3 separate regions of the Mus musculus genome follow, and regions 1 and 2 are each linked to region 3. Evidence: chromatin loops called from intact Hi-C (ENCODE). Cell type or tissue: gastrocnemius. All regions are shown on one strand.

Region 1 (8,000 bases), 160 kb after region 3:
AGTCCACTCACTGCTGTGGAAATCCTAGATGCTTCTCTTTTTTATTTGACAGAATCTTGTATCTCAGGTTGTCCTGAAACATCCTTTGTAGTCCAGACTGGGGCTAGCCTCAACCTGCCAGGTCCTGAGATTACAGGTGTATGCCACCACACCTGGCACTTTCTCTTTTCTTTCTTCCTTTCTTTCTTTTTCTTTCTTCTCCATTTTTTTCTCTTTTTTCTTTTCTTTTGTTTTTTTTTGTTTTATTTTGTTTGTTTGTTTGTTTGTTTGTTTGAGACAGGGTTTCTTTCTGTAGCCCTAGCTTTCCTGGAACTCACTATGTGGACTAGGCTGGCCCAGAACTCACAGAGATCCACCAGCCTTTACCTCCTAAAAGCTGGGATGAACAGTTTGATACCCCAGAAGGATCTCCCGGGCTCCCCTGGATCAATGTGATTCGAGGAGGGAAAGGCAGGAGGCCAGAGATGGGCTAAGGGGGCGAGCATTGGTGGCTGTTGATTTGAACCCCAGCCACGATGGCTCAGAGGCATCTTTTGTCACTTTGAGATTTTTCAGAATAATTTTTGCCTGAAACTACTAACAAGTATCAGTGCTGCAGACTCTAAGACTCTTCAGAGTGTCCCTTAGGTGAGTGCCTCTCACCTAAGTAAGTCTTTGGTAGGAACTTGAAAAAAGGTGAACTCTGGCCCTGCCTGCCTCAGGAAGCCTGTGTCTGGGACCTGGAGTTAGGGCTGGGTCCCCATAGCGGACACTCTGGCTGCTCTCTGGGACATCCCTCTTTGGCCGAACCACTGCCCTGATTAGAGGGCCACAGGCTTCTTTCTCTCACCCCCAGTGTCACTGGGTGTTACCTGTTTTGCCTTTGCTGATGGTTCCTTCAGTAAAAATGGCCTGCTAACGTGGTGGCTGGCAAGAAGGAGTCCCGTGTGGTCCCGGAGCTCACTTATCACAGACGACCCAACATGGCATCTTGCCTTGTAACTTGCTCTGTTTTAAGGACATCTCGAGTACTTTGCTCTGTGCTCTGGAAGAGAATTGGCCCCAGAAGCATCTACCAGACTCCCCTAGATCAGTGTGATGTAAGGAAGGACAGGCAGGAGGGCAGAGATGGGTTAAGGGGTGAGCATCTAGAATCCACGGCTGCTGGTTTTGAACCCCAGCCACGATGACTCAGAGGCATACGCTGCGTCGGGAGTGGGGGTCAGGGGTCAGTGCGTGCCTACTCGGTCTGACCCCAAAGCTGAAGCTCCCGAAGCCGGTGCAGGTCTTCTCGCCACGGACGGCACAGACAATGGTGCTCTATCCCGGGAGCACGGCCGCCCCCTGCCCGGCCGACCCTTTCAGGCTGGAAGCCGGCGGCGGGACGCTGGCCGCCTGGAGCATTTGCATATGGCCCGGGGACAGTAGCCTGCTTTGTTGGCTGCGCACGGGGGCGCCGGGCGGTGGGCGCAGCTCGCCAGACAAAGCCGCCGGGGGAGGGAGGGCGACGGCAGCCACTGGGCCGCACCTCGGATGCCGCGCCGTGTCTAATTCCTCCAAGGAGCGGCCTGAGCCGTGACGCGAATCCCAATGCTCACGGCCCGTCGAAGGTTCCTCCGGGCCAGGTAGTCTCCCACCCAGACCAAAGAGGATAGCTGTTAGAACATCCTAAGGTCCCGGCCTCCTGCTCCGTGTTCTTGGACACTTAACTTTCGTAGTACATATACAGTGTGCCAATCCAGAGTACGGCACTTCTGAGGGGACTTTCTGCACCGCCTCAATCTAGTTTCCAGAAGCAGGCAGGAGGTGAGGATACGTCATTATGTCATTATCGTTCCCAGGGCTCAGGCACTGGGGCTGGACAGAGTTCGTGAGCAGGCAAGGATACCCTTGTTCTTCATTGAGAGTGATAGCATGCTGATCAGAGGGGCTGGTCCTGAGAGGCAGAGGCCTCATTGTCCTGAGGGATGACATGCCCCTGTCCCTGGCTTCCCCCTGTCACCCTGTTGACCCATCCCGAATAGATAGCCCACCATGAGGGGGACCAGTGATGACGAGGCTGAGGCTCCTGAAAGAGGGACCCATCTTTCCTGCATTATCAAACCGTCACTGGAAACCACAAAGGATGAAACAGCATACTCTGCAGGACCCATCGTGTGCCCCTGCATGTAAGGAAAATGGGGAAGCCTCCCTGGATTGAGATGGCTTCTCCCAGTGTTGGAAGAGCCTTTTTTTTTTTTTTTTTTTTTTTTTTTTTTTTTTGCCTGAAGAAGAGGCTTGGTTGCAGTTCAAAATGAACCAGCAGCAGGGAGGGCCAGCCTGAACATCTCGGTACCATGAGTGAAGGAATTTTCACAGCTCTCCTTCACCAGAACAGCTGGGGGCAGGCCAAGCCAGCTGGCTGTCCATCACCCATCCAGAGCTGGGTCCCAACTCTCCCAACTACTTCTCCACAGTGACTGGGAGCCTTGTGCTTCAATCCTGGGATCCTCCAGCCTACATAGCCCAGCCAGCAATGGGCAGGGAAGTACGGAGGGGAGAGGGCTGTAGAACAAGTGACTATAGCTCCCTAGAGAGCTTTTCTCTCCACCACCTCCAGCTGCACGGGGGAGCCCAGGTACACACTGGGCAAGTGGAGCCCAGGATGTGTCCTTACTTTCTGGGTTCCTCCCGCAGAGGGGCCTTAGTTTGGAGGCAGAAGTGTCTGTTGTTGTGCTCAGCTCTTGGCAGAAAGGGCTCCCACCTGCCGAAGGGATGAAGTCGCCAAGAGTGGGATGAGATATGAAGTTTCTGGCATCACCTGAACGGATTTTTGCACGGATGCCTGTGGACCCACATGGAGGCGGCTAGGAAGGTTAGGTGGCAAGGACCTGGGCAAGGCATAGAGGTGGCATCGTCTGTTGGTTTAGAGCGCCCTCTTGTGCTCAAATGAGTCAGCTCAACGCGCGCCCAGCTGCCTTCCTCATCCACAGTCCCAGAACCACATGACCCTGGCCATCGTCAGGACCCGGCCATGAACTGGCATCAGGTGCTGAACTGCTGAGGTTTTGTGGCAGACCACCCTTTAGACGCTCCTTTTGGGCTTCTTCCTATTCTTCCCAGCACTGGAAAGCCAGCTGAGGGAAGGATTTGGGGACAGCATCAGATGGCTGAAGTGGACACAGACATTCTGGACAATAATGCCTCTCCCTGGAGAGGATGGGACTAGTTGGGACATATACAGTAGAATGTGGAGTTCTGTGGACCCAAAGAGGGTTTGTCAACACTAAGGTCTTTGATTGTCACAAGATTTTGGCCTCAGCAGTGAAAGGGAGAGGCGCACACAGGTGTCAGAGTCCTTGGTGATACATTGTTTATCACCCAGCTTCCCACCCAGAGTGGAGCTGGCTTGGGTGACACTGGAACAGAGTAACACTGGTCAATGGGGTGGCAGTCACCTAGGCTGGCTTTGGCCTTTTCTGGCCACAGCTAATGGGGATCTGCCTAGGGGCGGCAGGCTTCCAGGCACAACAGTAACAAAGGCAGAGAAGGCTCTCTTGGCAGGAGCCATTGTCTTCTCTGAGAACAGTCTCACGCTGGCAGCAATTAGGCCCGGGTGTCTGACTCCCCACCCCTCAGAGGCCTCTGGGTCTCAGTCTCCTGCTCTCCAGGTACCTGCAAAGCAGGGAGGGATGAAGAAAAGTTCCAGGGATCTTGAGAAGGAGCCCATAAACAAGGAAAGAGGCAAGTGGTAGCCCAAGGCAAGGCAAGGGAGCAGAGAGGGAGTGTCAAGGGGGACAAACTGTATCGGTGTCTCACCTCCCAGTAAACCTGGTCCTCGAAGCATTGGGAGTCTGGAGGGGAGTCCAGAAAGGGGAGCCGCAGCAGGAGCCCTGGTAGCCACAGGGAAGGGTGTGTAAGGGCCCTTGGTCCCTGCCCAGGGGGGTGGGGGGGAGGTTGTCACCTAGGGCCACAGGTTGATAAGCTTATGGTGAACTCCAGATAGCCAAGGTCTGCGAGTCCACCTTTCTGAGAAGGGAAAGTCCTGCAAGGTGGCTCCACCCCTCAAGTTACCCACAAAGACACCAGCCGGTAGAAGTGAGAGAATTTGCTCATGTCTGCAGCTGTATCGTGATTCAATTGTGAAGTAGAGATGCTCATTTTCTTGTGGCCTTCCACATGGGAAAGGCCTAAGGGACAGTGATCACATGAAGCATGACCCGGGGAACTAGACCATAGAGAGTTTCAGGATGAGGGTGGGTGTGAGTGGGAAGGGATGTTACAGCATCAGGTTTTGTTCTTAAGGCCAGATATCAGGAGGGGATGCCTGACCTAGGGCCAGTGAGCAGACAGCTTCTGTGAAAGGCTTTGAACTCCAGGGTGAGCTAGGCCTCCTTCTTTCTGTCTGCTGCTGCCCAGAGGAGATTTGGGGGTGAGGTGGGGTGTGGGGGAGAACCTGGCCTCTTCCCAGCAGCTGGGGTTAGACTGCCCTCTAGTGGCATAGGGGAGCAACACAAGAACGTCAGCACACAGCCCAGAGAGGAGCCTTCCTTCCCAGTGGCCGGTGTGACCTTAGACCAGTACCTCCTCACTCTGAGGCCATGCTGCCCAGTCACTGACACAGGCAGGTGTTCTGAGAGAATCTTGGTGGAAGTGAGCCTACAGGAAGGGCAAGCATCCCTTGCCCTTCCTCCTGGGTACCCCTCCTTGGGGCTCTTACCTGACATCCTTGCCCAGCTAAAGCCACTCACCTCCAAGGCTGCCACCCACAGAGGCAAACACCAGTGTGACAAACATTCCGAAGAGCTGATACACGGCCTGAGACGTGGCACTCCGCTGACCCTTGGCTATGAGTGGAAACACACTCTGCAGGCTGAAGGGAGACCAGACAGGGAATGATGGATGTGAAACAGGCAGCCAGGGTGTCCTGTGTCACTCGTGCCTGTGGGCAGCCAGAGGGTGTGCAGGGATCCCCAGCGTCTCTCACCCAGGCCTTTGCTCAGTCAGGTTCACTTCAAGTGCTCTCCTGTCCTAAGCCAGCCACCTCCACATACCTGTCAGAACCCAGTCAAAGGTCTCTTTTGCCTGCCCTACTCCTGGCTCACAGTGTGAGATGTAGACCCCAGAGGTCATTACCTCTTGCTGGTCCTGAAGGAATGCTCAGTGCTCTTGAAATTGTTTACTTTATGGCCATCCATGGCCCTGACCAGGAGGTCAGGCCACAGCAGGCCCTCGGTTCTCACCATACTGGTAGGTGAATGGCCAAATGGGTGGATGGGAACAGGTGGAGAGGCTCTTTTTCCCCTTGGCTCTCGAGGAAGAAGAGAGGTCACTTTGGAGAGAATGAGGGAGGACTCACCCATCTCCATAAGCTTCGTGGGTGGCCAGTGCAGCCACTACGACTCCCAGGATGGCCCCCAGGACCCCTGGCATCCCATGGAGGTTGTGAACACCACATGTGTCTTGCAGTTTAAATCTGGATTCAAGGATAGGCTGGAAGATAGGGTGGAGAGTCAGGCTTGGATAAACAGAGTGGATAATCAATCTATCTATCCGTATCCAGAACCTGGTGGAGAAGTAGCAGAAGGTCTGGGAATCCTGAGTCACTGGTCCAGGCTCCTTCCCTCCCATATTTAGTCCCAGTCTTGAAAAGCAACCATACCGTAAAGAACTTATACCCCAGTGTGGAGACAGTCCCAGCCAGGAAGCCAGCTGCCAGCGCCCCAAAGGGTGTCAGCATCATCTCACTTGATGTCCCCACCACAACACCTCCAGCCAGTGCTGCGTTCTGGACGTGGACCTTAAAGGAAAAAACCGCCAAGGTATCTTATAAGACCATCACACCCACACATCCCAGCCATACTCATTTACAGTGGCACCTAGTGCTTCTAGATCCTTCCATCACCTAGCCACCGACTCGCCAGCTTTCATATACTCTCTGCTCCTGATCTAATTCCACTCCCCCGCTTGCAGATAGCGGTTCAGTGCTTGCCCCTGGGTATCCCTTCCCTTGGTCAGGCTCTTCACCCACTTCCCCATACCATGTCCAGTCGTCCATCTCCACTGACAAGGGCTGACAAGGCGAAAGTACTGAGGGTGCTTGCGGTGAGTGAATAGTATGTGTTGACCACGGTCCGATGCTGCCCATCCCCCAGCGCTGTCGGCGCGGAGTTGAAGCTGGGCCAGAAAACCCACAGGAAGATGGTCCCTAAACAAGTGGGTAGCCACGGTGAGCATCTGGTAGTGAGTGGCCCTGCCACCAGGGGGCGCTGCACTACAGGTCCGTCACTACTAAGCAGCCTGTTTGCGCACCAGTTCCTATGGTGAGAGTTGAGAGAGTTAATGTCCCTAAATGTCTGCTTCATGGCCCAGCAGACCTAACTGCTCAAGAAGAGCCTAGAGCAGAGCTCAATAGAACAGTGCATACCTAGCACACACCACACTCTAGCTTTCATCCCCAGCATACCACCTCTCTAAACCAGAAAAAGAAGGGGAGCCAGACAGAGGCTGTTAACAGACAGCAGCTGTGGGCACTCATATATTGGGGGGGGGCTGTACCAACTCAGCTACCTTCTAGAGAAGGTGGCCCCTACAGGCCTCAGGAGTCTGGGCTGGGGTGCAGGAGACTCTGCACTGGGGCAAGAAGCAGATCCCTGCTTTCAAGTCTCTGTGTGTGTTTGTTTGTGTTTTGTTTCTCAAGACAGGATTTCTCTGTGTAGCCCTGGCTATCCTGGAACTCACTCTGTAGACCAGGCTGGCCTCGAACTCAGAGAGCCGCCTGCCTCCCAGGTGCTGGGATTAAAGGTGTGCGCCACCACCTCCAGGTCCTACTTTAAGTCTTCCAGCACTAATCTCAGAGTAGGAAGAAGAAGCAGAGACTCGGCAGGGTGGGCCAGCAGGGCAGGAGCTTGTGTGTGTGACCTGTGTCCTTCACCTTGACTCAAAGTCCTTATGCTGCCTCAGGAAGAGGACATTCACCGCAGTGTCTCATGCTCAGTTCTCAGGCTTCAGACCACCTGAGCCCTCCATCCCCTTCCCGACCCCTTTACCTGGAAGTATCCTGTGTGAAGGGTTGCCAAGGGCAAGGAGGGTTCAGCTGTTTCCCAGTGAGCCTAATGTGGGCAAGGAAATCGAGCCAGCCTTGCTTATGCAAGAGCAGGAACTAAAGGCCAAATTCAACACCCCCAAAGAAGCATGAGCTGCGGATGGCAGGCTGGGAGAGCAGAGAGGCCAGAGGCCAGCAGAGGTGGGACCTGGGGGAAACAGGCCCTACTGTTCCCTGGGGGTGATCCAGGGCCCCGACTTTCTGCCTGACAATGTGGGGGCTTGGGGGCTATGAGGAGAAGCAGGGTCAAGCACCGGCAGGGCCACGGAAGAGGAAGGACTTTGCAGGGGTGAGGAATAGCTCCAAACACATGGGCTGCGTAGCCCAAGAAAGTTTCAAGTAGGACTGAGGTGAACTTGGGAAAACCCCAGGGCCTGGTATGGACATATGTGTACCCCAGTACTGGGTCATAAGTTAGGGGCAGAGATGAGCACAGATCTCAGGCCCTCAGGACACAAGTTAGAAGGACCCAAAGCATGCCTGGCAGTGCCAGAAGACCTTGCTAAGGCAGGGTGCTCTGTAGCCCCCACCACGTCTCCCCAGCAGGCCTCACCGATCATGGCAAAGAGGTCAGAGTTGTAGACAGAGCTCTGGCGATGCCTGCTCTTCTCCAGCTGGGATCTGTAGAGGACCCATGAGAGGAACAGCCCGAAGTAGGCCCCAAATGTGTGAATTGTCATGGACCCTCCAGCATCTCTCACCTGGAGAGAAGATAGAGGCGGTGAGGCAGCCCCCTGCTCTCCATCCACCTCTCCGATCTCAGAGCTGGACGGACACCCAGGTCTCACCCACTCCTAGCCAGACTTACCCCCAGGAGACTGAGTAGTATAAACTCGTTGACGCTAAACAGCACTGCCTCCAGTAGAGCCATTAGCAGCAGCTGGGCTGGCCCAGTCTTGCCCAGAACAGCCCCGAAAGAGATGAGCACAGCTCCCGC
Region 2 (8,000 bases), 93 kb after region 3:
GTCTGACTCATCCTTTAGTCCCATGGGCTATCTTTTCCAGCCTTGTGATTGTGTGGGAACTTGTTCAAGGATCAGCAGATGTGGAAGGGACCCAGGCGATCTCATCTCAGGCTCTGGACCTGAATGTTTGCAGCCTGAAATCACTCACTACCTGGACGAAGAGCAAATCCACTTTCCTGTCCTGTTTCAGACTTGGGTCTCAAATAGAAGAGGTAGCCTTAGCATAGTTTACAGGTCCCCCCCCCCCCCCCCCGTTCTAGCCACCCAGCCTAGCGAAGTTCCTTGGTAGTTTGCAGCAGGTCAGTTCCGGCCTCTCGGGTGAGTCAGATTTACCCCTTAGCCTCGTATTGGCTCAGCTCCACCTCTCGGTGTCTGTCCAGTCTCGGGGAGCGTCTCCACCCTCACAGGATAGCGGCCCAGGACTACTCCTATTTAGGACATGAGCTGCCACGTGCCCAAAGCATGCTGGGTGCCCCTGGGGAGGGGAAGACCCGCAGGACGCCGGATCACGCGCCCGTTACGCACCGCCCCCACGTGACCCGCGGTGTGTTCCGGAGATGAATTGCTTCCGGGTTTCAAAGTAACCCTCCACTCTAAGGCGAAAGGGGGCGGGTATAGAAGGTAGGCTGTAGAGTCGCCTAACATCCATTTCCGTACGTTCTGCCCCACTCCCCCAAGGTGTCGCTGAGACCCTTGACTGCGTCTCCGGGGCTTAGCAGGTGGCAGAGCACGCTCCGGAGCCTCTCGTAAAGTTCCGCCGCGCGTGGAACAAAGGCCTTCAAGCCACGCCCGGCGCCGCCTGCTACTCAGGGGGAAGTAGGTAACTAGGCTCACTCCATTGGCCCTTCGGGTGAGTGATGGAAGCACCGGCCAACCGCTGCCTGCACAAGATGCGTGCGTAGTACTCAGAAGGTTCAGCAAGGGTGAAACTACGTGAAGCTCTAGTTTTGGGCAGTTTCTCTGGGGCTCTGAGGAGGTGCGCATGCGTAAAACCCCCATCGTCAACTTCCTGCACAAATTGAGAATTAGCACCCTCAGCCTTGGCAATTTTACTGAGATTGACAGCACTGCGTAAGATCTGGCATTGCCTGGGCGTTCCAGAAGGAGAATCCGACAGGCGAATGCAACGATTTGTCATTGTCAAAACTGTTAACCACAAAGTCCACGCCGAAAAACTGCGTGATTGAATTATTTAAAAAAGGGGGCTGGAGAGATGGCTCAGTGGTTAAGAGCACTGATTGCTCTTCCGAAGGTCCTGAGTTCAAATCCCAGCAACCACATGGTGGCTCACAACCATCTGTAATGAGATCTGATGCCAGTCCAGGGTGTCTGAAGACAGCTGCAGTGTAGTTACATATAATAAATAAATAAATAAATAAATAAATAAATGAATGGTGTAGTTACATATAATAAATAAATAAACAAACAAATAAATATTTAAAAAAGAAAAAAATCGCGGGGCTGGGGATGTAGCTCCGAGCCCGGAGTTCTGCTGGAGTTCGACCTGGTGTGTGCATATAGGATTAGAAGTTCAAGGCTATCCCGAAATATAAGAGACTCTGGTCTAAAAAAAAAAAAAAAAAAAAAAAAGAGCCACAAATGATTTTGTTTGGAGAAGTAGTCACAGATGCCGTCCACTTTAATGGGCCACAGGTTGGACACGCCTTGCTCTATTTTCCTGTCTTCTGGCGGTAAGATTATAGTGCGAATAGCCTGAGAGCTATTGGCCTGAATCTGTGCAGACACCTTGCTACAGTAGTAAGAATATTTATTTAGAGAGGTTTCACAGTTTGTCTTATACTCTTTCACTCAAGAGGTCCTCACATAACCCTTCTATTGGGATGGAGGTATAGCTTAGTTTAATGGTAGAGCACTTGCCTAGAAGGAGTTCCGTTCCCAGATTACAGTGGCCGCCACATCGTGTAGACAGATCCCAAGCTGAGGCTTAAGATGCTGGAGTCCCAAAAAACACTGTCCAGGTGAAGCAGCCAAGAGGCCCTATCTCCCCACCCAGGGGTCCTATATTGTTAGGGACTGTTGCTCGCAGTGACCTAGTGTCAAGTTGGGATAATTACTCTTTTTTTTTTTTTTTAAGATTTTATTTATATAAGTACACTGTAGCTGTCTTCAGACACACCAGAAGAAGGAATCAGACCCCATTACAGATGGTTATGAGCCACTATGTGTTTGGTGGGAATTGAACTCAGGAACTCTGGAAGAGCAGTCAGTGCTTTTTTTTGGGGGGGGGGGGGTTTCGAGACAGGGTTTCTCTGTATAGCCCTGGCTGTCCTGGAACTCACTTTGTAGAGGCTGGCCTCGAACTCAGAAATCCGCCTGCCTCTGCCTCCCAAGTACTGGGATTAAAGGCGTGCGCCACCACGCCTGGCAGTCAGTGCTTTTAAATACTGAGCCATCCAGGGATGGAAGAGCATAGGCAGAGTTAAAGTTGTTGAAGTTCAAATATAACAAAATAACAGAAGCATTGGCAGAGCCGAGGGCTGGTAAAGGTGGGGTGTGTTGGTAGTTACCTGAGCAGAGTTGGAGGGTGGGATGGAAAAGAGCACAGGCAGGGTGCGTGCGGCTGGCATCAGCCTGCTTACTGGTTAAATGCTGGGACTCTGGCATCCATTTTATATGTATAAAGAATAATTTAAATGGTGGGCCTAGTGACAAAAATGCTTGGGACACTAAGGATTGTGAATTCAAAGCTGGCTTGGACTGCACAGCAAGTCCAAGGCCAGTCTACTGGTTTGCTTTCTAAATTGTAATAAAGCATTCTAACCAAAAGCAGCTTGGGAAGGAAAGGGTTTATTTCACTTACAAGTTTATTAACTTACAAGTTAATATCCCTCGCCAGAAGAAGTCAGGACAGGAGCTAAAGGCAGGAACCTGGATGAAGGAACGGAAGTGAAAACAATGGAGAAACACTGTGTTCTGGCTTGATCCCTTCAGCTAGTATTTTATGCCGTTTTAAAGATTTATTTAGGGACTGGAGAGATGGCTCAGCAGTTAAAAGCACTTGTTCTTTTGGGAGTCCCAGGCACAGTTCCCCGAGCACCCACATGATAACTCAGTCATTCCAACTTCAGTTCCAGAAGATCGGACACTTTTTTGATCTTCATGGACAGCAGGCACAGAAGTGGTGCACAGACATGCGATGCAGGCAGAACATTCAAACACACAAAATAGATAAATCTAAAAAAAAATAAGAGATTTATTAAGTGTATGTATACCACACATGTTCAGGTACCCACTGGAGGCCAGAAGACTGCATGAGGCCCCCTAGAGCAGGAGTTATAAGCAGTTGTGACCCACCTGATGTGTGTGCTAGGGTTCCCTCCCAGGGATCCTCTAGAACAACAGTAAGTGCTTTAACTACTGAGTCATCTCTGCAGCCCTAGTTACATTCTTTCTTTCCTTCTTTCTCTCTCTCTCTCTCTCTCTCTTTCTTTCTTTCTTTTATTTAACTTACCTAGTTAATGTGTCTGTTTATTGTGGTGCTGGGAATAGAACTCACAGCCTTAGCTGTGCTAGATAAGCATTCTGTTGTTTAGCTGCACCCCCAGCCCCCAACTATCCCAAAGGCCAATCTGTTGGTGGCAATTCTTCAGCTGAAGATCCCTCATTGTGTGAATGACAACAAAGGTTAGCTCTCACAGCCAGTCTGAGACCTTACCTCAAAATAAAGTCTCACACTGAGTTAGGTGTCACACACCTGTCATCTCAGCAGAAAGTGAGTCCAAGGCCAATCCGAGCTACATAGCAAGTCTTCCTTTAGGAAGAAGAGAGCTGGAGAGATGTCTTAAATGTTAAAAGGCTACCGGCTGCTCTTCTGGAGTATCAGGTACAATCCTCAGCACCCACATGGTAGTCCAGAGCTATCTGTAGCTCCAGTCCCAGGGGTTTTGACACCTTCTTCTGGCCTCTGAGTGCACTTTGCATGCATATGGTGCATAGACATACATGCAAAGCAACCATACATATAAAATTAGAGAGAGAGAGAGAGAGAGAGAGAGAGAGAGAGAGAGAGAGAGAGAATGAGGATAGTAGACTGCTTACCCAGCATCTGTCAGTGCCTGTGTTTAATTCCCAATGTTTCAAAATGAACAAATAAGAACCAGAGAAAAACTTACATAAATAAATGATAAAACAAATAGTGTAAGATGTTCAGTGTAAAGTCAGGTGCTGATCCAATGCACTGCCCTCTCCATCCTGGAAAACTATGTGCCACCATGACCTGCTTGCACTGTGTGATGTCTGTGAAAGCTCCCAAAACTCTGTTGGTGTGGCCAAGTGACAGAGAGCTTGCCAAGCATGCCGGGTGTTCTGGGGATCCTGCCCAGGGAGAGGGAGGAAAGGAGGCGGTGGCGGTGGCAGCAGCATGAGGTTTATTAGGCAAAAAGAGCCCTGCGTGTGCTGCACTTGGTTCATAAAGCATTTCTACAAACACTGTGGCAGGAGGGCCTCACACACACAAACCTTTTTTAGTAGCTTTATTTAGTTTTATGTGTTTGGATGTTTTTTCTGAACACGTGTTCCATATGTGTGCCCAGTGCCCATGGAGGTCGGAAGAGGGTGTTGGATCCCCTGGAACTGGAGTTGGGATGGTTGTGAGTTGTCTTTTACTACTTTGTGGGTTCTTCTTTCTTCCACCCTTCTCCACCTTTTTCCCACCCTTTCAACCCTCTCACACTAGATAGAGAGAAAAGGGGACAGAAAGGAAAGGGAGCTATGTCATTCTTAAACTACCTCCTGCTGATTAAGGGGGCACTGAGTTCCTTGGGGCAAGTTTGAACTTTGCTGTCAGAATATCTAATTTCTTATTTCTTCTTTGTCCATGACTACTTAACAACCAACAACTCACCTATCAGGGCCCTAGCATTTATATACCTTCTAAAAAGTCCCCAGATTTCCAAATGACACACAATTTGCAGAAACTACAGCTGGCAAAAGTACTCCCCTATAGAGCACGAGGCAAATCATAGTACCTGCTGTGGTCAGTCCAAAGCAACCCCATATCCCCACACCTGGGATCAAAACAAAAACCCATTCCCAGAATATTTCTGTGTTTTCAAAGGAACCGCGACTCCAAAATTGTTCCTACAGTTGTGAACCACTGGGTGGATGCTGGGGTTGGAACCCAGGTCTTCCCAAGAGCAGCAAGCACTCTAAACTGAGTCATCTCTCCAGCCCATACACAGATCTTTAAAAAGGCAAAAGAAGGGGGTCTGGATTGTCACAAGATGGTGCAGGAAGGCACTTACATAGGCCCCAGCCTTCTCAGGATATGTTGCTCATGGTAGGGCACCACAAGACATGGTAGTTAGTGTTCACAGATGTCAGGGAGTCAGGTTGAAATGCATCACTGAGGGTCTCCTGAAAACAGCCTTTGAGAGTCAGTGGCTCATGCTGCCCACCCCCTTTCTGCCCCCTCTTCCAGTTTAGTGAAATACTAAAATATAGAAGGAACAGTATTGATCTCTGAGGTGAAGGATTGATTGGGACAATATTAATGAAGTTGGCAATAGACCCATTTCCCTCTTAGAGGTGGAAGCTGACCTTGGATGGCAGTGAGTTGACAAGTGGTGGCAATTAATGAGAAAAGAAGGAAAGAAGTGGCAAATACAATTTACTTTATTACCATAATTTTGTAGAAGGAGGAAAAGGTAAGAGGCTTTCTAGAACATGCCTACAGGGCATATAGAACAATGGAGCAGTGGTTTTAGGAAGTAGGATGGCTTAGTGAGTTCTTTTTTTGTTTGTTCTTTAAGACAGATCTCTCTATGCAGCGCTGGCTGTCCTGGAACTTAGCATTTAGGCCAGGCTAGCCTTCAACTGAGAGATTCTACGAGTAGCACCTGTCTCCATGTGCTGGGATTAAGTGCATGTGCCATGATGCTCTGCTGCCTGCTGAGTTCTGACTGCTAAGAGAGGAGCAAGTATGAGAAGTTGGTGAGGTGCTTCCTCATGGGCTGGGATTCCTGATTGCTGGAAGGACCCAGAAGGCTGAGCTTGGTCCTCAGTACTGGTGTTCCTGCAGTAAGCGGTTCTTCTGCACTCATCCCCTGGTACCTGTTCCTTTGCCTTCTGTGCCAGAGACGGTAGGCACCGATTGAGAGCTGTGCTGTGTTTGGCACTGAGTTCTAAGGCAGTCAGAATTTAGTGGGGCATAGAGGTGCACACATTTAATCCCAGCACCCAGCACCAAGGCAGGCAGATTTTAAAGCTAGCCTGGTCTACAAAGTGAGTTCTAGGGCAGCCACAACCACATAGTAAACCCTGTCTGCAAAAGGACTCTATCTAAATTGGTATCTGACACTTAAAAATCATATTTCAGGGGCTTGAGAGATGGCCTGGCAGTGAAGAGAGCATGCTGCTCTTTCAGAGGACCTGAGTTCTGTTCCCAGCACCCCACTTCAAACAGCTCACAAACACCTGTAACCCCACCTCTGACCTGCAGCTTCTAACTCATGTACACAAACCCACACACAAATGCACGTACACTTAATTAAAAATAAATAAAATATTTCAAATAATTTGGATTTCCAGATTATTTAAAAAAGAAGAAAAAGAAAATGGGGCTGGAGAAATTACTCTGCTGTTAGTAGCACTGACTGCTCTTCCAGAGGTCCTGAGTTCAAATCCCAGCAACCACATGGTGGCTCACAACCATCTATAATGGGATCTCTTCTAGTGTGTGTCTGAAGAGAATGACAGTGTACTCACATACATAAAATAAATAAATCTATATAAACAAATATTATTTAAAATGGAAAATGAGCCTGGTGGTGCACACCTATATAATTCCAGCATTTGTGCCACACACACACACAAAATCCAAACAATCAAACAAAACACTGGAAAACAGGCAGACCTAAAATGGGTAACTGTCCTGGTTAGCTTCAGCAGTCAACTTGATACAAAACTGTGAGTCCCTGGACAAGAGGGAATCTCACTAAAGAGTTACTCAGATCAGATAGGACTGTGGCACGTCTGTGGGACAGATGTTCAATTGTCCATTGAGGCAGGAAGGCTCAATCCACTGTAGCATGCCTAGGCAGGGGAGCTGGGCTGGGTAAGAATGGTACGTGGGCCTGGGAGCAAGTCAGTAATCAGTGGAGGTCACACTTCCCTTCCTCAGAAGGAGGCAGAGCCAGGTGTGGTGGCACAAGAATTTAATCCCAGCTCTCAGGAGGCAGAGGCAGACAGATCTTGGAATTTGAGGTCAATATAGTCTACAGAGGGAGTTTCAGGACAGTAGGGCTACTCATAAAGACCCTATCTTAAAAAAAAAAAAAAAGACAGAAAGGACAGAAAGAAGAAAAGAAAAAGGAGACAGAAAGTGCTGCGTTGATGGCACAGGAGAGGTTGTTGTACCAAAGTGCTTTTTGCTACAGGGTGAGGGCAGAAGATTGTTGCTGTCTAGCTAGTGTCTGTCTTCTCTACCTGGTACACACTGGCCCACAGGAAGTACAACTCTTTTGGACAGCCGTCTGTTCTTTGGCTGCCTTCTCTTTACTCCTTTTCAGGGTAGTATCATCAGCTCCTGGTTTTAAAGCAAACCTTAAATTCCAGTGTCTCGAAGTCCATTGTGTAGAGCCTGACACTCCCTCTAGAGTGTCACACCTTTGTACCCAGCCACTGTGGGGTTATATTCAGACAGACTCACTGGTTACATTCAACAGGAGCACAGGACCTTCAGGACTGAAGACATCAGTTTCTCCTAAAGTCTTTATTCTAGTTAACTGCTTTCTTAGATGCTCAAATTGTGTCTGCCTATCCCTCTTTCCAGATGTGAATGTGCACAGAAGTGTGCATGTAATGGGCAAGGATTTAAGACTAGGAACAGGAGCAGGAAGATGGCTCAGCAGGTAAAAGCATTTGTTCTGCAAGCCCGATGACCCAAGCTTCATTCCTGGAACCTAAGACACAGTGGAAGGAGAGAACTCAATCCAGAATCATCCTTAGACCTAACACATGCCAATCACACACACACACAC
Region 3 (8,000 bases):
AGGATTAAAAAAAAAAAAAAATCAAGGTCAGCCCAAAGGAGGTGGCTCAGTAAAGTGCCACTACTGGGGAGGCAGAGGCAGGCAGATCTCTGAGTTCAAAGCCAGCCTGGTCTACAGAGGTCCCTGACAGCCAGGGCTACACAGAGAAACTCTGTCTCAGAAAGAAGAAAAAAAAAAAAAGCGAAAAAGAAAACAAAACAAAGTCTTGATTAGTTTCAGGCTCAATAGAAGACGCCATATTTTCCTTAGACAAGGTCTCTCACTGAACCTGGAGCTAGGCTGCTGGGGTCACCAGTACTTGTGGCTATGCCTGGGGTTTTATGTGGGTGCAGGGCTTTGAGCTCAGGCCCCCATGCCTGTGTGGCTAGCACTCTGACCTGTTGAGTCATTTTCCACTCCCTTTTTATTTCCTTAAAAAAATTTGTTTTTAAAATTTAACTTAATGTATATGATTGTTTTGCCTATATGTTTGTCTGTGTACCGTGTGCATGTCTGGTGCCCTTGGAGGCCAGAGGGGTTATCAGATCCACTGGAACTAGAGTTACAGATGCGTGAGCCGCCATTCAGATGCTGGAATCAGAATTGGAACCTTTTACCTCTGAGCCATCTCTCCAGCGCCACCCCCCCTTTTTTTTTCTTAGCCAATAGTCTCTGTTAATGTTTTCCAAAAAGAAGATAGGATGAAGCAGATAGGAAATCAGATGTCTAGCAAGGACAGCTCGAAATAAGATCTGCTTGGCTCCCTTTGGAAACATACTATCTGTAGACCTCAATATCTGGAGAGTCTGTTTAGGGAGTCACTGTGCCTGACTTGTATAACCTCCAGCAGTAAAATGCATTTATATTCAAAGTGTGCTCAGACTGATAGCTCCCTGATCCTGGCAGCTGCCCACTGAAGACCGGTGATGCTGGCCTCATTTCTACAGAATGCAGTGGAGTCTCAGAGGTGAACTGAGGAAATCATTTCATCAGACATGAGCTTTCTGTACCTAAGTTCTCAGAACCATAAACAATGAGAGAAATGGCAGAGCCCATTTGGTTTGAGTCAGGTGTGTAGCCAGACAAAGTGAGAGGTTACCTTACACATCAGGGTAAGAGTCTGGCTATACCTCCATGAAGTCAGGCTGTAGTGACAGTTTTAGAATTTTGGGTTTTTTGGTTTGGTCTTGTTTTTTTGAGACAGGATTTTTTTGGTGTAATCAACCCTGGCTGTCCTGGACTTGCTTTGTAGACCAGACTGGCCTGGAATTCATTGGGATCCCTCTGCCTCTGCCTCCTCTGCCTCTGCTGGGATTAAAGGCATGTCCCACCATGCTCAGCTGTTTTCTATAAAAATACAGACATATTGTAAGACTGTGCTTTCATTTTATCCCAGGTGGGGGGGGGGGTGTGTGTGTGTGTGTGTGCGTGCGTGCGTGCGCGCGCGGGGGGGGGGGGGGGGTGTGCTTTGACTGCCCACAACAGCTGACTATGATTTGCCTCCTGCTCTAGCAGAGGCGTGGTTTCAACAGCTGCATATAGTTTCTGCCATTGCGTGTTGTTTGGAATTCTGGGACCTTTTCAGAGAGTGAGGGCTTTAAGAGGCATTGGTGATGGTTGTTCATGGGGGTTGGTTGTAGTTTGTTAATAGCCATAGTTAAAAAGAAATTAGATTAAGAGATCTCTCTCCCCCACCCCCCCATCAAACTGGGAGGGGGAGGGGGAGAAAGGGTGAAAAAAAGAAGAACATGTAAAGTAGCAAAGACCAGCTACAGCAGGCAGGTATGGGAGCCACCCAGGGAGGCTTTCCAAGGTGAATGAGGGAAAGGGTTGGCCTATTCAGGCCTCTGTGGCAGCCTGGGGAAATTGGGGATCAGCAAGCCAATAGGGTAGGGAAGGGATGGAGTGTCAGGTCAAAAGGGATGGGCAGATCCTGCAGGCGCAAGGACCTGTGTGGCCTGCCAGTGGGTAAGACATGCTCTCCTGTTCATAGTTGGATGGAGGTGTGCTTGAAGGAGGAGCTTCCTTCCCCTGTGGAGCTGGAGGAGAGCCTCCGGAATGGAGTGCTACTGGCCAAGCTGGGCCACTGTTTTGCACCCTCTGTGGTCCCCCTGAAGAAGATCTACGACGTGGAGCAGCTACGCTACCAGGTGGACACAGTGTGATCTATCCCCTTACCATCTCTCCCCCACCAAGATGCCCCTTTTCACAGCTATAAGGGTATGGGACCACGTCATTTAAGGGTCCATATATGAGCTGGCCGTGACATGCATGCTTTCATCCCAGCACTTGGGAGGCTGAGACAGGCGGATCTCTGTAGTTTGAGGCTGAGGCCAGCCTGGTCTACAAAACATGTCCCAAGACAGCAGGGGCTGGCTACACTAAGAAGCCCTGTCTCAAAAAAACAACAACAAAAAAGTCCATATACAGTCATTTTTGAGGATGAAAAGAAGTATAAATAATTGTATGTGGTTAGTATCTATTCACTAGCATCTCTCTGCCATGTGGGTGCTCCCCTAACAGCATGGAGCCCTGCTGCCTGGGCCATAAGGTGCCCTGAGGTACAAATGGCTGGAGGTTTTTCTAATTACACTGCACACTCCGAGGCTCGTGGGCTTTGCCACCCTGAAGGGTCTTGCTTGTCTCTTCTTGTCTCTCTTTTTATTTTTAGACTTGTTTATTTATTATATGTAAGTACACTGTAGCTATCTTCAGACACACCAGAAGAAGGTGTCAGATCTCATTATGGATGGTTGTGAGCCACCATGTGGTTGCTGGGATTTGAACTCAGGACCTTCGGAAGAGCAGTCAGCGCTCTTAACCGCTGAGCCATCTCTCCAGCCCCAAGTCTCTTCTTCATGCTCTAACCAGCTCGAGCCTCTTGTCCTGAGCCAGCTTGGAAGCCTTACTGCACTGCCCTCTCTGTCCCTGCCTCCCCACTGTCCAGCCCGATCACCATTTCTGGTGGTTTCCACTATTTTTCTGTTCCATGGGGCAGAGAATCCACAGGGTAGCATCCGTTGGATCCTCTTATCCTTCCTCCCCACTTAAGCTGGCATCTGGGCTCCTCCCATAGGGAGTCCTGAGACCGGTAAAACATTCCCTCTTTCCTCCCTTTCAGGCGACTGGCTTGCATTTCCGGCACACGGACAACATCAACTTTTGGCTCTCTGCGGTAGCCCACATCGGTCTGCCTTCGGTAAGACTCCATGTGATCTAAGAGAAAGTTCCTCGGGGGACTCTGGGCCTTTGAACTAGGTTGTTAGGTCTCTGCTGTCACCTCCCTATTAATGAAAGGAGGGAAGGTCTCCTGGACTGAGGCTCATCAGTACTGTCACGTGGCGCCCCTGTGTAGTGTAGATGGGGCTACACAGAGAAACCCTGTCTCGAAAAACCAAAAAAAAAAAAAAAAGTGAAAGGGCAGCTGGAGAGATGGCTTGAAGGTTAAGTGCCCTTACTGTATCTACAGAGGATCTGGGTTCAATTCCCCAATAGCCACTTGGTTCATAACCATCTGGAACTCCAGTTCCAGGGACCCCTATTCCCTCTTCTACTCTTATAGGCACCAGGCAGGCATGTGGTACACTTGAATACATATAAGCAAGACACTTTTACATATTTTAAAAAAAAATTAAAAAAAAAAGATTTATTTATTTTATGTATGAGTGTTCTACCTGCATGTACACCTACATGCCAGAAGAGGGCACCAGACTGCATCACAGATGGCTGTGAGCCACCATGTGGTTGCTGGGAATTGAACTCTGGAAGAGTGGCCAGTGTTCTTAACAACCAAGTCATCTCTCTAGCCCCATTTTTTTTATTTTTATTTATTTTTATTTTTTAAGAGAGACATTTTAGGAGACAGAAGCAGTGGTGGGCGTATGCTGTGTTGGTGTAAGTGGGACAGCTCTCTAGCTTTGGTCCCTTGTTAAGCTGACTATAACATAGGATGTACTAAGCTTATGTTTCGTTTCTTTCTCTCTCTCTTTTTAATAATAATGTTTTATGATCGATTGATTTATTTTTACTTTTATGTATATTGGTTTTCTGCCTACATATGTGTCTCTGTGAGGGTGTCAGATCCCTGGAACTGGAGTTACAGAGAGTTGTGAGCTGCCACGTAGGTGCTGGGAATTGAACCTGGGTCCTTTGGTTGAACCTCTTCCTTTGGAAGAGCAGCAAGTGCTCTTAACCACTGAGCCATCTCTCCAGCCCCAGGTTTCATTTCTTAGAGGTTTTTGCAGATCAGAGGCCCTTGGCTTGAAAAACAGCGTGGCATGCTTGGTGCCTTTGTGGGTCATAGCAATGCATGCCTTGTTCAGCCCTGCCTAAGCGCACGGCCCAGAGTACATTATCTATGTGGTGAAAATCTCCGGTCAAGGACCAGACTCACTCGGGCTGAGTGCCTGGGACCTGATTTCCCTACAGGAGACTATAGCCTGCATCCTGTAGCTCCAGAGGTCCCATCTAGTGGTCAGCTGACCCTGAACACTCTGTGACTATGTAACTGGCTGCGTCTTGGCTTACTTAGTAAGCCTTTTTGACATCTGACTAAATGGGAATGGTTATAGGAACTGACTTAGAAGCCTGGGTTGCAGGCACTCCCAGCTCTGGTTGGAGAGGGATGCATTGTTCAACATGATCCTCCCTCCCTAGGCCAGCTTGGAAGCTGTATTGCACAGCCCTCCTTGGTGCCGCTCTTCCCAATGTGCAGCAATTGTCTGGTTTCTCCTCTAGATCTTCCTCCCAGAGACCACAGACATCTATGACAAAAAGAACATGCCTCGGGTGATCTACTGCATTCACGCTCTCAGGTGAGACAGCCTGACTTGTCAGCCAGGCTCCTCTACCTGGATCAGCCAAGAGCAATCAATGCTGTAGAAAGGAGGGAGGGCGATAGCCGACTGAGCAGTTTTGGGTATTTACGTTCATAAGCGTGCTCGTGAGCACGTGTGTGTGTGTGTGTGTGTGTGTGTGTGTGTGTGTGTGCCTTGCAAATGAAGGAACAGCAGGATGAAGCCATGACTTGGACGTGAATGAGTCAGAACAAGGGCCCATCAGGAGCAGCTCGTGCAAGCCACTTAGTGCCAGCATGGGAGGCTACTTGGTTCTATTCACAGGCAGGCATTACAGTTGGCCGAATCATAGAATGGGCCTGGCCAGATCCCGGGTCCTCAGTGTCACCTCTTCACGCCCTCTCTTCCCGGACCCTTCTTTGCCTCCATTTCTGGCCTCTGTGGCTGTGTTTGCTGTAATCTTCCTCTTGTCTCCACTGTGACTTCCGCTGCAGCGTGCCCTCTGTGGAGCTGCCACAGCTATAGAGACTTGTATGGTATTTTATTCCTTCTGTGGCTCTTGGCTGGCTATTCCCATGCACTGGAGTGACTGGAGGGCAACTGCTAAGTGCTCTCCACCTCTGGGTCTCCATCGTCATTTTACACACCTGTGGTCAAGGTGTGGAGGTTAGTACATCCCAATGTCCTAATACCTTCTGTCCTTCCCAGTCTCTTCCTCTTCCGGCTGGGATTGGCTCCACAGATCCATGACCTGTATGGGAAAGTGAAATTCACAGGTAAGCCAGCTCCTTTCCTTTGTCCATAGACTAAGCAGGGGCTTGGGGGTTCTAGGCCTAATGAAGAGCATCCCTGGCGTCATTGCAGCTGAGGAACTCGGCAACATCGCCTCTGAACTGGCCAAATATGGCCTCCAGTTACCGGCCTTCAGCAAGATCGGGGGCATCCTGGCCAATGAGTTTTCAGCCGATGAGGCTGCAGGTAGGGCTGGACTCTGCCCCTGGGTAGGATGTGGGAGCATGGGGCAGCATGGAGGGGAGGGGGCGCCACTGCAAGCTTCATAGCCCTTGGGAGGGATCTGGCACCTCATCCACAGGCAAGGGGGTCAAGCTCCCTGGTGCTTCGGCCAACTGTGCTCTGGTCTGGGTCCCTTCTGGCTTCTTGACCTTGCTGTGTTACCCCTCCAAGTCCATGCAGCTATTCTGGCCATCAATGATGCCGTGGAGCGAGGGGTGGTAGAGGACACTCTGGTCACCTTGCAGAATCCCAATGCTCTCCTGGGGAATCTTCGAGAACCTCTGGCAGCTGTCTACCAAGAGCTGCTGGCCCTAGCCAAGATGGAGAAGGCGGCCAATGCCAGGAATCATGTAAGGAGAAACCTTGGGTTATAGGGGCCAGGAAGTTGAGAGGCCTAGGGAGTCTCAAGCGGGAACTAGGACTGTGCTTTGTCCTGCCTCGGGGGACCGTTGAGAAGGAGCAGAGGAGCTGGAGGGTGATCTCTGTGAGGGAGCAGGCTGGAGGGATGAGCCTCAGGCAGCTGAAGTGGGTCTGGAAGGAAACATGAGCCCTGAGGCCAGACTGCAGAGTCTACAGGCCGACTGGCTTAATTGTTGGTGTCTGGGGGTAGACCCCACGTTCTCCTCAGTCCTCAGCAGGCTGGTCTTGGCCTGGCTGGCTGTCAGTCTGCAGAAATGACAAGGATAGGGAGGAAGAGATTGTGCTGTCACCCCCCCACCCCACCCCCGCACCTCCCCATCTCAAGTCTCTCTCCATCTCGCTTTTGCAGGACGATGGTCAGGAGCAGGACATCTATGAATCCTGCCTCACCCAGGCAGAGATCCAGGGCCACATCAACCTCGCCAACGGTAACAGATGACTGGGAGAGCCTGGGATGCTCTACACAGCCTCATGGCCTTATGTGAGCCAGAGCCTGCCCTAGGGAAAGATCAGAGGCCAGGGACGCTGTGTCCTGCTCTCTGGCCTCAGCAGAGAGGTTCTTACCAGAGAGATCCTGTGGGGATGGAGAGCTATTAAGACAGAGGCTAATGGGCAAGGCTTTCAGCTCCCGGGCCTGGGGGTGGATATTGAATTCAGGTCCTTCAGTAATAATAATACCACGTACCTGTGATCCCAGCAGTCAGGAGGCCAAGCAGGAAGATTCAGAGTTCAAGACCTCACAGGGCCATATTGTGGGACTTTCTCAAAAGCACAGGAAAGAGGGAAGAAAGCAAAGAAGGAAGGATGCGGGTCGATGGGGTAGAGAAGGCAGCGGGCAGAGGAGCAACCTGAAGGCTCCACTCGTTTGTCTGATCGGATCAGAGTGTTCTCGGGGGGTCTGGGACAGTTAGACAGGAGGGCTGTGAAGAGCAAGAGGAAGATAGAGGCTGGCCCACATGGCCCTCTGTGTTAGAGGTCAAGGACAGAAACGACTTTTAGGAGGTCGGAAGAAGGTACATTTCCAGGAGTGGCTGGGGTGCATAGGGGTAAGCTGCCACACGCTTGGAGATGTTCTGTCTTTCAGTCCAGGGGGCACTGGAAGTTGTTGACGACGCTCTGGAGAGGCAGAACCCTGGGGCCTTGCTTGAGGCCCTTCACGATCCTGTCCTGGCCCTACAAGGGGTGAGAGGAACCTTTGCTGACTGGTACCTGGAACAGCTGACTTCAGACCGAGAGCAGAAATCACAGGTCCGCTCTGGCCAGCACCTGTCTCCCCCTAGGGTGGGAAATGGCCTCTTACGTGCATGTCATCGCTGACTCCATATCTAAATGACTGAGTCACTGCGCAAAGCCTTGTGGACCAGGCGGGCTGTCTGGGTCTATTTAGAGTCCCTCAGAGGGAGATGGAAGGACCAGGCCAGTCCATTAGGTAACCATATGCTTCCCATTGCTGAATTGGGATCTTGATTTATCAATTTTATTTCCAATGCTGTGACCCCTCTCCCACATTTTTTTTTCGTGTATATATGTCCAGGGTATGGGTGTATGTCTATAGTTGTGTGCCCACGAGGGAGGGCCAATGTGTGAGCATGTGTATAGGGGGCTCCAAAGTTGGTGTCAGGAGTCATCCCCAGGCACTCCTCCACCTTATTCACTGAGGCAGGTTCTCGTAACTGAACCCAGAGCTCACCAGTCTGCCTAGTGTTGCTAGGCAGCTCGATCCGGGAGACTTGCCTCTTGCATTTGAGGCTACAATTACAGGCAAGGTTTCTAAGGGTTCTGGAGATTCAG

Evidence for each region. A loop is a pair of places that touch in the nucleus more often than their neighbours do. Peaks named below come from ENCODE experiments on the same cell type or tissue, not always from the same donor. Only the 100,000 strongest peaks of a DNase experiment are listed, where the experiment ranks them.
Region 1: a loop joins it to region 3, with 4 times the contacts of the local background. A loop is called at or near these places in 22 of 42 quality-filtered maps.
Region 2: it touches region 3 in a loop (4-fold over the local background); 26 of 42 quality-filtered maps call a loop at or near these places.

What each region holds. Positions count from the first base shown.
Region 1 is chr3:88,239,816-88,247,815 of GRCm38, forward strand. Rhbg (Rhesus blood group-associated B glycoprotein) reads right to left here. Exons shown (of 10, transcript NM_021375.3): 3 at 7,872-8,000; 4 at 7,617-7,764; 5 at 6,000-6,166; 6 at 5,621-5,758; 7 at 5,318-5,451; 8 at 4,710-4,831; 9 at 3,778-3,851; 10 at 3,059-3,633. The coding sequence ends at 3,565. Among named protein-coding and RNA genes, the nearest start is that of Rhbg, 11 kb to the right of the region's middle. In gastrocnemius, CTCF peaks have their summits at 2,910 (motif pointing left), 4,461 (motif pointing left) and 6,212 (motif pointing right); DNase peaks (open chromatin) are centred at 1,375, 2,440, 2,894, 4,436 and 1 more place; H3K4me3 peaks cover 315 bases.
Region 2 is chr3:88,177,254-88,185,253 of GRCm38, forward strand. 1700113A16Rik (RIKEN cDNA 1700113A16 gene) reads right to left here and starts at 532. Exons shown (of 3, transcript NR_045997.1): 1 at 334-532. In gastrocnemius, a CTCF peak has its summit at 364; DNase peaks (open chromatin) are centred at 524, 879 and 4,315; H3K4me3 peaks cover 1,472 bases; H3K27ac peaks cover 1,747 bases.
Region 3 is chr3:88,084,178-88,092,177 of GRCm38, forward strand. It overlaps Iqgap3 (IQ motif containing GTPase activating protein 3), which reads left to right. Exons shown (of 38, transcript NM_001033484.1): 3 at 1,973-2,129; 4 at 3,101-3,178; 5 at 4,717-4,793; 6 at 5,484-5,551; 7 at 5,640-5,753; 8 at 5,961-6,139; 9 at 6,559-6,637; 10 at 7,294-7,457. Among named protein-coding and RNA genes, the nearest start is that of Iqgap3, 6.1 kb to the left of the region's middle. In gastrocnemius, no CTCF peak of the experiment used is centred here; a DNase peak (open chromatin) is centred at 3,711; H3K27ac peaks cover 387 bases.